Linked DNA regions of Homo sapiens: region 1 is linked to region 2. Evidence: read pairs that join two places in POLR2A ChIA-PET (ENCODE). Cell type or tissue: B cell. All regions are shown on one strand. Region 1 overlaps FAM193A (family with sequence similarity 193 member A). Region 2 overlaps FAM193A (family with sequence similarity 193 member A).

Evidence for each region. ChIA-PET counts read pairs that join two places held together with the same protein. Peaks named below come from ENCODE experiments on the same cell type or tissue, not always from the same donor. Only the 100,000 strongest peaks of a DNase experiment are listed, where the experiment ranks them.
Region 1: POLR2A ChIA-PET joins it to region 2 with 7 read pairs; 4 of 35 experiments call an interaction of 5 or more read pairs at or near these places.

What each region holds. Positions count from the first base shown.
Region 1 is chr4:2,595,998-2,600,997 of GRCh38, forward strand. It overlaps FAM193A (family with sequence similarity 193 member A), which reads left to right. Exons shown (of 21, transcript NM_001366318.2): 2 at 87-332. Among named protein-coding and RNA genes, the nearest start is that of FAM193A, 62 kb to the left of the region's middle. RefSeq lists enhancers at 1-705, 706-1,657, 1,658-2,610. In B cell, CTCF peaks have their summits at 2,777 (motif pointing right) and 2,977; DNase peaks (open chromatin) are centred at 1,864, 2,844 and 4,834; H3K4me3 peaks cover 692 bases; H3K27ac peaks cover 4,574 bases.
Region 2 is chr4:2,680,134-2,685,133 of GRCh38, forward strand. The region is part of intron 13 of FAM193A (family with sequence similarity 193 member A); the gene reads left to right. Among named protein-coding and RNA genes, the nearest start is that of TNIP2, 74 kb to the right of the region's middle. In B cell, no CTCF peak of the experiment used is centred here; no DNase peak of the experiment used is centred here.

The DNA.
Region 1 (5,000 bases), 84 kb before region 2:
TTTAGTTTTAGAACTATACATATATTTTAATATTCTTGGCTTTGTAGATGAGGTTTTGAAAATAGAATTTTTTTTTTCTATTCCAGACTCCTTTTAGTTTTGGCATGAATCATAGGACACCACCCTACCCTGCTGGGGATTATTGTCTTCTGTGCAGAAGTGAACGGAAAGACTCATCATTCTTAGAGAGTGGAATTAAGACTGCGAGCAAATTGGCCCTTTCCATGGCTCCCAAGGGCAACAGCGTGCTGCACCTGCCACTGTGGGTGTGCCCGGACTGCCGCAGGACCGTGGAGAAGGAGGAGAGGCATGGCGGCCTTGACCAGCCAGTGGTGAGTGGCTGCCAGCACAGGCAGCGCAGGGCGTTGGCTCCCCCCGCCCAGGTTATGGGGTAACTGGCAGTGAAAGAAATGGATTTGCTTTTGCTTCAGGGGGCACTCCCTCCTGCACCACCTTCTAGTCTGTGTCTCCTGGTACGTTCCTCCTGGTCTTCCCTGGCCACACTGCAGTAGGTGGCAGGACACCTGCCCTCCTTGTCTGGGCACAATTCAGTCATCAAGCTATGTGACCCTGAAGGGTGATTTTTGGCTTTGAGCTTAGTATTTCTTTGGTGGTACAGTTTCTTGAAAAGGGAGTACAATTTTCATGTGTTTAGTTCTCAACAATTCGACATGCAGGTAATTCTTTACGCGATGCTCTTAAGCCTCACCTTCCCTTTTACTTATTTGTGCTGCTTCAGCCTCTTCGAGGCCACAGCAGGCTTGGCTGGGAAGACCGCACCCTTACTCTTATCTTTGACCTGATGGAGTTTTGGTGGGCCCTTGTTCCGGGCAGGCTTTCACATGTACTGTTTGGGTTCTGGAAGGAGTTGGCTTTTGCAACTATTTGAGACCCCACATTCTAGGCCTCTTCTGTGCCCTTTGATTTCTGCTTGAAAGCGGCTAATTATTTTCTGAGCTCTTCTCTTCCTTCTGATACCTTGCTATGTGCAGCCAGGAAACGTGTGCATTCCCTGCTCCTCTGTTTTCTCCTGCAGAACTGCCTTGGGGGAGTCCTGGTGACAATCTGAAGAGCGCATCCCCACTGCCTGGTGTGGGTTTCCATCTTTACTGGCCTTGGAGGCAAGCCCCATCTCCAGGGCCAGTTTCTATCCTTGGGGTCTCATTGTCAGAATTACTTTCTCACTCGGCCCCTCCCGCATGTCCCGCTTTCCTGCTGTAATTCTCTTCCTAGCACTTATTTCTAACATACTATGTATTTTACTTACTCATTTGGTTTGCTTTCTTCTTCATTAGAATATAAACTCTACAAAGACAGCTATTTTTATGGTTTTCTTTGTGTGGTTTTTTTGTTTGTTTTTTTACCAATACCATTTTCTTTGCTTTTTGTGGTGGTTGGTTTGTTTTCTCATTAAACTTTATCAGCTCTTCTTCCGACTCCAGCCCTGCTCTTGTATTTTAGCCTGCCTCTGCCCTTGGGAACAGGCTTCTGCTGTTTGCCCTGGTCCAGAGGCCAGCGGAAGTGCCTATGGTTCCCTGCAGTGCGTCTTGCCTGCGTTGGAGGAGGATCTCATTTCCCAGCCCCCGGCTTGTCTTGGTAATGGATAGTTTGTCAGATGAGCCATTCTCTCCTCACCAGAAACAGTGACCTTGGGAACAGCAGAGGTGTAGTGTTGGCCTGTGTTTGTGGATTCGGACCAGCTGTTGCTTTGTAGGTCAGCCTCTTTGTTGGAGCTGGCCTTTAAAAAAATAACATGATTTACCTTCCATTAAGATTCACTCTTTTTTTACTTAAAAAATGTTCACTACCACAGCTAAGCTACAGAACATTTGCATCACCCCATAAAATCCCCTTGTTCCCCTTGGTAGTCACTTCCCTTCCCCCGTCCTAGCCTCTGGTAACCACTCACCTGAATTTTTTTTTTTGAGACAGAGTCTCGCTCTGTCACCCAGGCTGGAGTGCAGTGGCACAATCTTGGCTCACTGCAACCTCCGCCTCCCGGGTTCAAGCAATTCTTCTGCCTCAGCCTCCCCAGTAGCTGGGACTACAGGCACGCGCCACCATGCCCAGCTAATTTTTGTATTTTTGGTAGAGATGGGGTTTCACCATGTTGGCCATTATGGTCTCGATCGTGATCCGCCCGCCTCTGCCTTCCATAGTGCTGGGATTATAGGCATGAGCCACCGCGCCTGGCCTGACCTGATTTTTGTTCCTACAGTTTTGCTTTTTCCAGAGTGTCACATATACTTCTGTAACTTGCATAATGCTTTTGAGAGTTACCCAAAATGTTGCATGCATCCGTAGTTTCTCTTTTTTATTGAGTAATTTTACAGATAAACCAATTTATGCATTCACCAATTAATTGATGGATGTTTGTGTTGTTCCCACGTTTGGGCTATTTTGAAAAAAGCTGCTATGAACATTATTTTTCTTCTGTGGACATCCTTTTTATGTGTTGCTGGATTGATTTGCTAAAGTTATGTTAATGATTTTTGCATCTGTGCTCATGAAGGCTGTCTGTAGGCCTCTTGTCTTACAGTGGCCTTCGGGGTCTCATAAAATGAGTTAGAATGTGTTCCTGTTTCTTCTCCTTTCTGGAAGACTGTGTTAGAATTGGTATTATCATCTCTTCCTTAAACGTTATTGGTTCTTGCTTTCTGTTTCTCTTGTTCTGTTTGGTCAAATGCCAGACAGTGTGCAGAGAGCATCAGGCTGAGGTTGTTTCCTGTGTCCTGTTGTGCACCTGGGAGGCCAGGTCAGTGCATTTGGCCTCAGCTGGGCTGTCTCTAGCACTGTGCGTGCTCGTGTGGGCCTGTAGAGGGGAGTCTCTCTCTACTTCCTCCTTGGCAAGGTCTCCGATGGTGGCATCTTCTCAGTTCCCCCCTCTAGCCTGACTCTTGGGCAGCTCTGTGCTCACGGCCTTGGGGGCAGCTTTCCCAGCGAGCCCACCTCTGCCCGGTGGCAGCCAGACTCTGCCTTGTATCTGCAGGGGTCTGACCGGCCCCGTGTCTTGTGCTGGTCCTGGCCTGTGTGTGGCACACGCCTTTCTCCAGGACAAGGAGAAAGGCATGTTTCCTTCCTCTCTGCTAGTGGATTAGCTGGAGACTTGGGTGCAGGTCTCCTGGGAATGAGTGGGAACATTCGTTTTGGGGCTTTCCAGGGGTTAGACTCCCACACTTGACACTCTCAACCTTTCAGAATTTGTTTAAAGTTAAACTGTTTTTTTTTTTTCTAACCACTTTTATGGCCTCCTTCCACTTTCCTTCCTCTGTCAAAGGTGAAACAGTAAGTGTGTCCCCTTCTCCCTGGAGGGGCTGCTGCACTTTGTTGTGTAGTTCCCTCCGGCAGCCTGGTCACTTCGGCTCTCTGATGGCCCAGAGATAGGATTTTATCAATTGTCCTGCTCTGTCTCTGGTCAGGGCTCTGGTCAGGGCTCAGAGTGCACGGCTCTCCTGCAGCTTTCTGCATCCAGAGGGGAAGTGGGGCTGAATTGCTGTCTTCTAGATAAGCATTCTGTTATCAGCAGTTGTAGGAGAATATTGGTGGGAATTTATCTTAACATCTTGCCTGACAGTTGCACGTTGCAAATTTCTCTGGAGACCTCTTCTTCCAAGATTGACCCATCCTAGCATCACGTCCTAGACATAGTCGTGCCTGGAAACCTAAGAAATCTCCATTTCAAACTTTCATCTTGATCATTGTCTGTCTTTGTAGCTCACTTGCTTGTCTTCTCTTGCCATAGTTTTTTTTTTTTTTTGAGACAGAGTCTTGCTCTGTTGCCCAGGCTGGAGTGCAGTGGTGCAATCTCAGCTCACTACAACCTCACTTCCTGGGTTCAAGAGACTATCGTGCCTCAGCCTCCCGAGTAGCTGGGACTATAGGCATGCGCCATCACACCTGGCTAATTTTTTTTTTTTTTTAGAGACACAGTCTCGCTCTGTCACCAGGCTGGAATGCAGTGGTGCGATGTTGGCTCACTGCAACCTCTGCCTCCTGGGTTCAGGTGATTCTCATGCCTCAGCCTCCCGAGTACCGGGGACTATAGGCGCGCAACACCACACCTGGCTGATCTTTGTATTTAGTAGAGACAGGGTTTCGTGATGATGGCCAAGCTGGTCTCAAACTCCTGGCCTCAAATGATCTACCTACCTTGGCCTCCCAAAGTGCTGGGATTACAGGCGTGAGCCACTGCGCCTGACCTGCCATAGTTCTTTGACCTCATCCATCCCTATCAGTCCATGGATTCCATTCCTGTTAGGTTTATCACGTCTCCCCGACCTCACTCCTAGGAGCCTGAGTTCCCGGACTTGGCACTGTGGCTCTTCCGTGGCTCTCAGGCAAAGGCCCTGAACTTTTTTTGGTTATGCTGGTCCAGCCCTGTCTCTTCCCTCCATGTGGCAGAATATTCATGGAGAAAATTGCTGGCCTCAGTTTACTGCTTCCTCTTCATAACTTCATGACTGCAAACCATGCATGGGCATCTAGTGCGTTTTTCTGGCTTAAGTACCTCCCCAAACTCCTTGGCAGGAACCCTTCCTTTTCCTTGCTTCTTAGACTACGTGTACCCTCTTTACCCACCCCTTGCTCAGCTCAGCTATTGACCTTCGTGCTTCAGGGAGAAAATCAAAGTTAACACCTCCCCTGTATCACCCCCAAACCCCCATAGCTGAGGGCATTTTCTCCTCTCTTTCCTCTCCAAGGCCCACCCCCACTGGGCTTTCAGGTGCCCATCTGTTTTCATCTTCTTCAAGACTTTGTCGCTTTGATTATTGTTTTCTTCTGCCTTGGCCCATGACCCATGGAATGCAAATACTCTGGGGCTACCCATTCATGAATGACCCGCCTTTGGCCTCACCTCCCCTTCACAGCCATGTATGTCTCTAGGTAGATTTTAAAGTTGTGGTTCAATTTCTTTAATGGTTAAAATCTTGTCAGGTTAGTTTTGGTAAGTTATATTCTTAGAAATTGTCAAAGTTGCCCACCAGCGTGGCACATGCCTG
Region 2 (5,000 bases):
TACAGGCGTGAGCCACTGCGCCCAGCCTATTGGGTGGTTTTTGATTACCAGTTCAATCTCCTTACTAGTTACAGGTCTGTTCAGACTTTTCTATTTCTTTATGATTTCGTCTTGATAGGTTTTGTGTTTCTAAAAATTTTTTCATTTCATCTGTTTTATCCAGTGTGTTGGTGTACAGTTGTTCGTAATACTTTCTTTTTTCTTTGAAACGGCATCTCACTCTGTCACCCAGGCAGGAGTACAATGACATGATCATAGCTCATTGCAGCCTCAAACTCCTGGGCTCAAGCATTCCTCCTCCCTTGGCCCCCCAATAGCTGGGATTACAGGCATGTGCCACCACTCCCAGCTAATTTTTTTTTTATTGTTTTGGACTCTTCCAGAGAGAAGACAGGGTCTCACTATGTTACCCAGTCTGGACTGAAACTCCTGGGCTAAAGCAGTCCTACTACCTCAGCCTCCCAAAGTGCTGGGATTATAGGCATGAGTTACCAAGCCCAGCCAATACTTACTTACTTTTTTTTTTGAGACGGAGTCTTGCTTTGTCACCTAGGCTGAAGTGCAATGGCACCATCTTGGCTCACTGCAACCTCTGCCTCCCAGGTTCAAGAGATTCTCCTGCCTCAGCCTCCCATATAGTTGGGATTACAGGCGCCCACCACCATGCCCGGCTAATTTTTGTATTTTTGGTAGAGATGGGGTTTCACCATGTTGGTCAGGCTGGTCTCGAACCCCTGACCTCAGGTGATCCACCCACCTGGACCTCCCAAAGTGCTGGGATTACAGGCGTGAGCTACAGCGCCGAGCCCAGCCAGTACTTTCTTATAATACCTTTTATGTTTTTTTCTTAATTTTAATTTAATTTTCTGCTTTTTAGAGATATGCTTGCTCTGTTGCCCAGGCTGGAGTGCAGTAGCACGATCATAGCTCACTGGAGCCTCGAACGCTTGAGCTCAAATGATTCTCCTGTGTTAGCCTCCCAAGTAGCTATGATTACAGGTGTGCGCCACCACTCCCAGCCCCTTTTATTTCTGTGTAATCAATAATAATGTCCCCACTTTCATTTCTGATTATAGTAATTTGAGTCTTTTTTTTTTCTTACTCCATCTCACTAAAGTTTTGTCAGTTTTGTTTCTCTTTTCAAAGAACTATATTTTGGTTTCATTGATTTTTTTTTTCCCCTATTGTTTTTCTATTCTCTATTTCATTGATCATTAATCTCTGCTCTAAATTACCTTTCTTCTGCTAGCTTTGGGTTTAGATTGTTCTTTTTCTAATTCATTAAGATGTGAAGTTAGGGAGGGTTTTTTGTTTCATTTTATTTGTTGTTGTTATTGAGACAAAGCTTACTCAGTTGCCCAGCCTGGAGTGTAGTGGTGCGATCTTGGGTCACTGCAACCTCGACCTCCTGGGCTCAAGCAATCCTCCTGACCCATAGTCTCGTAGCTTGGACTACAGGTGTGTGCCACCATGCCCAGCTATCTATCTGTCTGTCTATGTATTTATTTACGTAGGGACGGAGGTCTCACCATGTTGCCCAGGTTGGTCTCAAACTCCTGGGCTCAAGCAGTCCTCCTGCCTCAGCCTCCCAAGGTGCTGGAATTACAGGCATGAGCCACCACGCCTATCCTAGTTAGGTTGCTGATAGAGATCTTTCTTGTTTTTTGATGTGTTTGTAGCTATACATTTTGCTCTTAGTGCTTGCTTTCACTGCGTCCCGTAAGTTTCAGTATGTTATGTTTTTGTTTTCATTTGTCTCTAAGTATTTTCTGCTTTTCTTTGTAATTTCTTTATTGATCCATTGGTTGTTTCCATCCCTTTACTTTTAACTTCTCAGGGTTTTTTTTTTTTTGGTTTTTTTTTTTTTTTGAGACAGAGTCTTCCTCGGTCGCCCAGGCTGGAGTGCAGTGATGCGATCTCGGCTCACTGCAAGCTCCACCTCCTGAGTTCACACCATTCTCCTGCCTCAGCCTCCCAAGTAGCTGGGACTACAGGTGCCCACCACCATGCCCGGCTAATTTTTTGTATATTTAGTAAAGACAGGGTTTCACCATGTTAGCCAGGATGGTCTCGATCTCCTGACCTTGTGATCCGCCCACCTCAGCCTCGCAAAGTGCTGGGATTACAGGCGCGAGCCACCTTCTCAGGGTTTCATATGTAAAGCAGGTTTCTTGTAGACATGTATAGTTGTGTTTGTTTGTTTTTTTATTTTTAGAGATGGACTCTTGCTATGTTACCCAAGCTGAACTTGAACTCCTAGCCTCAAGCAGTCCTCCCACCTTGGCCTCCTGAGTAGCTGGGACTATAGGCACATGCCACCATGCTTGTTGTTTTTTGATGTACTCTGATAATCTTTGTCTTTTCATTGGTGTATTTGACTATTCACATTTAAAGTGATTTTTTGATGTATTTAGATTAATATCAGCCATGTTTGTAATTGTTTCCTATTCATTATGAGTCTTTTTCTGCCTTCTCTACTTTTAATTAAGCGTTTTATGGTTTTATCTCCTCTGTTAGTATATCAATTTTATTTATCTTTTTTAAAATTTCTGCAGTTGCCCTGGAGTTTACAATATACATTTTGAACTAATCTGAGTCCTTTTTCAACTAACTAATGTAAAAAAGGTAACATTTAACAGATTACTCCCGACCCTTCCCTATTCCCTGTGACATTGCTGTCATTATTTTCACTTATCCACATGTTTATCACCCAGTACAGTGATGATGATTACTTTCAACAGTTATCTTTTAGATGAATAATAATAAGAAGAAGATATTTTACTTTGTCTTTATTCCTTCTCTAGTATTCTTCCTTTCTTTATGTAGATCCACGTTTCTGACCTTCTATCTGAAGGAAATCTTTTGACATTTCTTGCAGGGCAGGTCTGCTGGTGATGAGCTCCCTCAGTTTTTGTTTGTCTGAGGAAGTCTTTATTTCTCCTTCACTTTTGAAGGATAATTTGGCTGGACACATAATTCTAGGTTGGTGGTTTTTTTCTTTGAACACTTTAGAACTGTTTAACTTCCCTCTGTCCTTGCTGGCATGGTTTCTGATTTCTGACAAGATGTCCTCTGGAATTCTTTTCGAATTCTTTTCCCTGTTCTTCTGTAGGTCCACTTGCCCCCACCCAGCTGCTTTCAAGATTTTCTCTTTTTTTTTTTTTTGTTTTTTGTTTTTTGAGACAGAGTCTTGCTCAGCCGCCCAGGCTGGAGTGCAGTGGCGCCATCTCGGCTCTCTGTAACCACTGTCTCCCAGGTTCAAGTGATGCTCCTGTCTCAGCCTCCCAGGTAGCTGGGATTACAGGCTCCCGCCATCATGCCCGGCTAATTTTTGTATTTTAATAGAGATGAGGTTTCACCATGTTGGCCAGGCTGGTCTTGAACCCCTGACCTCAGGTGATCGCCTGCCTTGGCCTCCCATAGTGCTGAGATTACAGGCATGAGCCATGGCACCTGGCCAAGATTTTCTCTTTTTCTTTGGTATTCTGCAGGTTGAATAGAATATGTCTTCATGTAGCTTTGGGGGTATTTATTCCACTTGATGTTCTCTGAATTCTTTGGATCTGTGCTGTCAGTTGTTAATTTGGAGACTTTTTAGCTATTACTACTTCAACTGTTTCTCTAGTCTCTCCTTCCAGCATTCCACTTACCAGGTGTTATATCTTTCGAAACTGTCCCACAGGTTTTGGATGTTTTGTTCTATTGGGGATATTGTTTCTGTTTTTGTTTTTAATTCTTGTTTCTCTTTGCCTTGCAGTATGGGAAGTTTCTGCTGACATATCTTGCAGCTCCCTGACTCTTTCCTTGGCCGTGTCGTCTCCTGATGAGTCCATCACTGATAGTCTTCGTTTCTCTTAGATTGTTTTTATTGCCAGCATTTCTTCCCATCTCTCTGCTCACACGGCCCCCTTGTTCTTGCATGCTGTCTACTTTTTCCATTAGAGCCTTTGGCCTACCAATCATTTTCAATTTCCTGTATGATAATTGCCATCCATGTTATCTCCATGTTCCTGCAACCATTCAGTTGTCTCTCTCAGCCTCTGGTGAGATTGTTGTTAGACCTTCTTCTGTTCTGCATTCCTAACACTCTCTTGCATGTTTCTCATCTCCTTTTCTCCCAGTTCCATGTTCTGAGAACTTTTTTGGGATCAGTCCTCCAGTTAAGTGATTCTGTAGTGGTGCCTAGCCTGCCACTTAAGTCCTGATTCTGACTATATTTATTATTTATAAGTTTTAATTTACTTTTTTTTTCCAAAGATACTTAGTAGCTCTTTATATTCTCTTGTTCCTTGTTTTTTTTTTCTTTCTTTAAGCATTTCACACATAGTTACTCTGTGTTTGAATGAAACCTTGAGCATCCAGATTCGTTTTCTGCTGATATCACCTGTGATGTATTATTTCCTTTTGCGGATGGAGTATATTAGGAGGTTATGTTTTGCTCAGCTTACTCTGTGAGAACCACAGCCCTCCATAGTGGATGCTTCCCTGTGAGGGTTGGCGTCTGCTGATGCGAGAGCTGCCTGAGACCTGGGCTCCTCTTGAGGGCCTCCAGACTGCTGCCCCCACACGTCACTGTGGCGATGGTGTACGGCTGTTCCTTCCCCTCACCTCCACCTCGCTTCTCTCATGACCTCCTGATACTTCTTTTCATCCTTTGCCTTTGTCGATAGCAGTTGGTTACCAAAGTGTTCAGTGTCATTTCTCTCAGATCTAGAGCTAAGTAGCCCCTCTTACCTAGCAAGGCCCAGACCAGGGGGGAAGAACGGCCTTCAAGAGAAGAGCAAAGCCGAGCAGGTGCGGCTGCATTTTGCTGCTCCTTCCACGTGGCCTAGGAGTAGGAAGTTAACGACTACAGGGCCTGAATCTATACCGGAACCCAAGGCATGTGACTTTGAATCCTGGGTCTTTTTCATCCAACACGGAGGATGTACTGTGAAACAGTTGGTGTACTAAGAAACGGCCTAGAAGTGAAGACAGGGATGTCTCTAAGTCTCCACTGA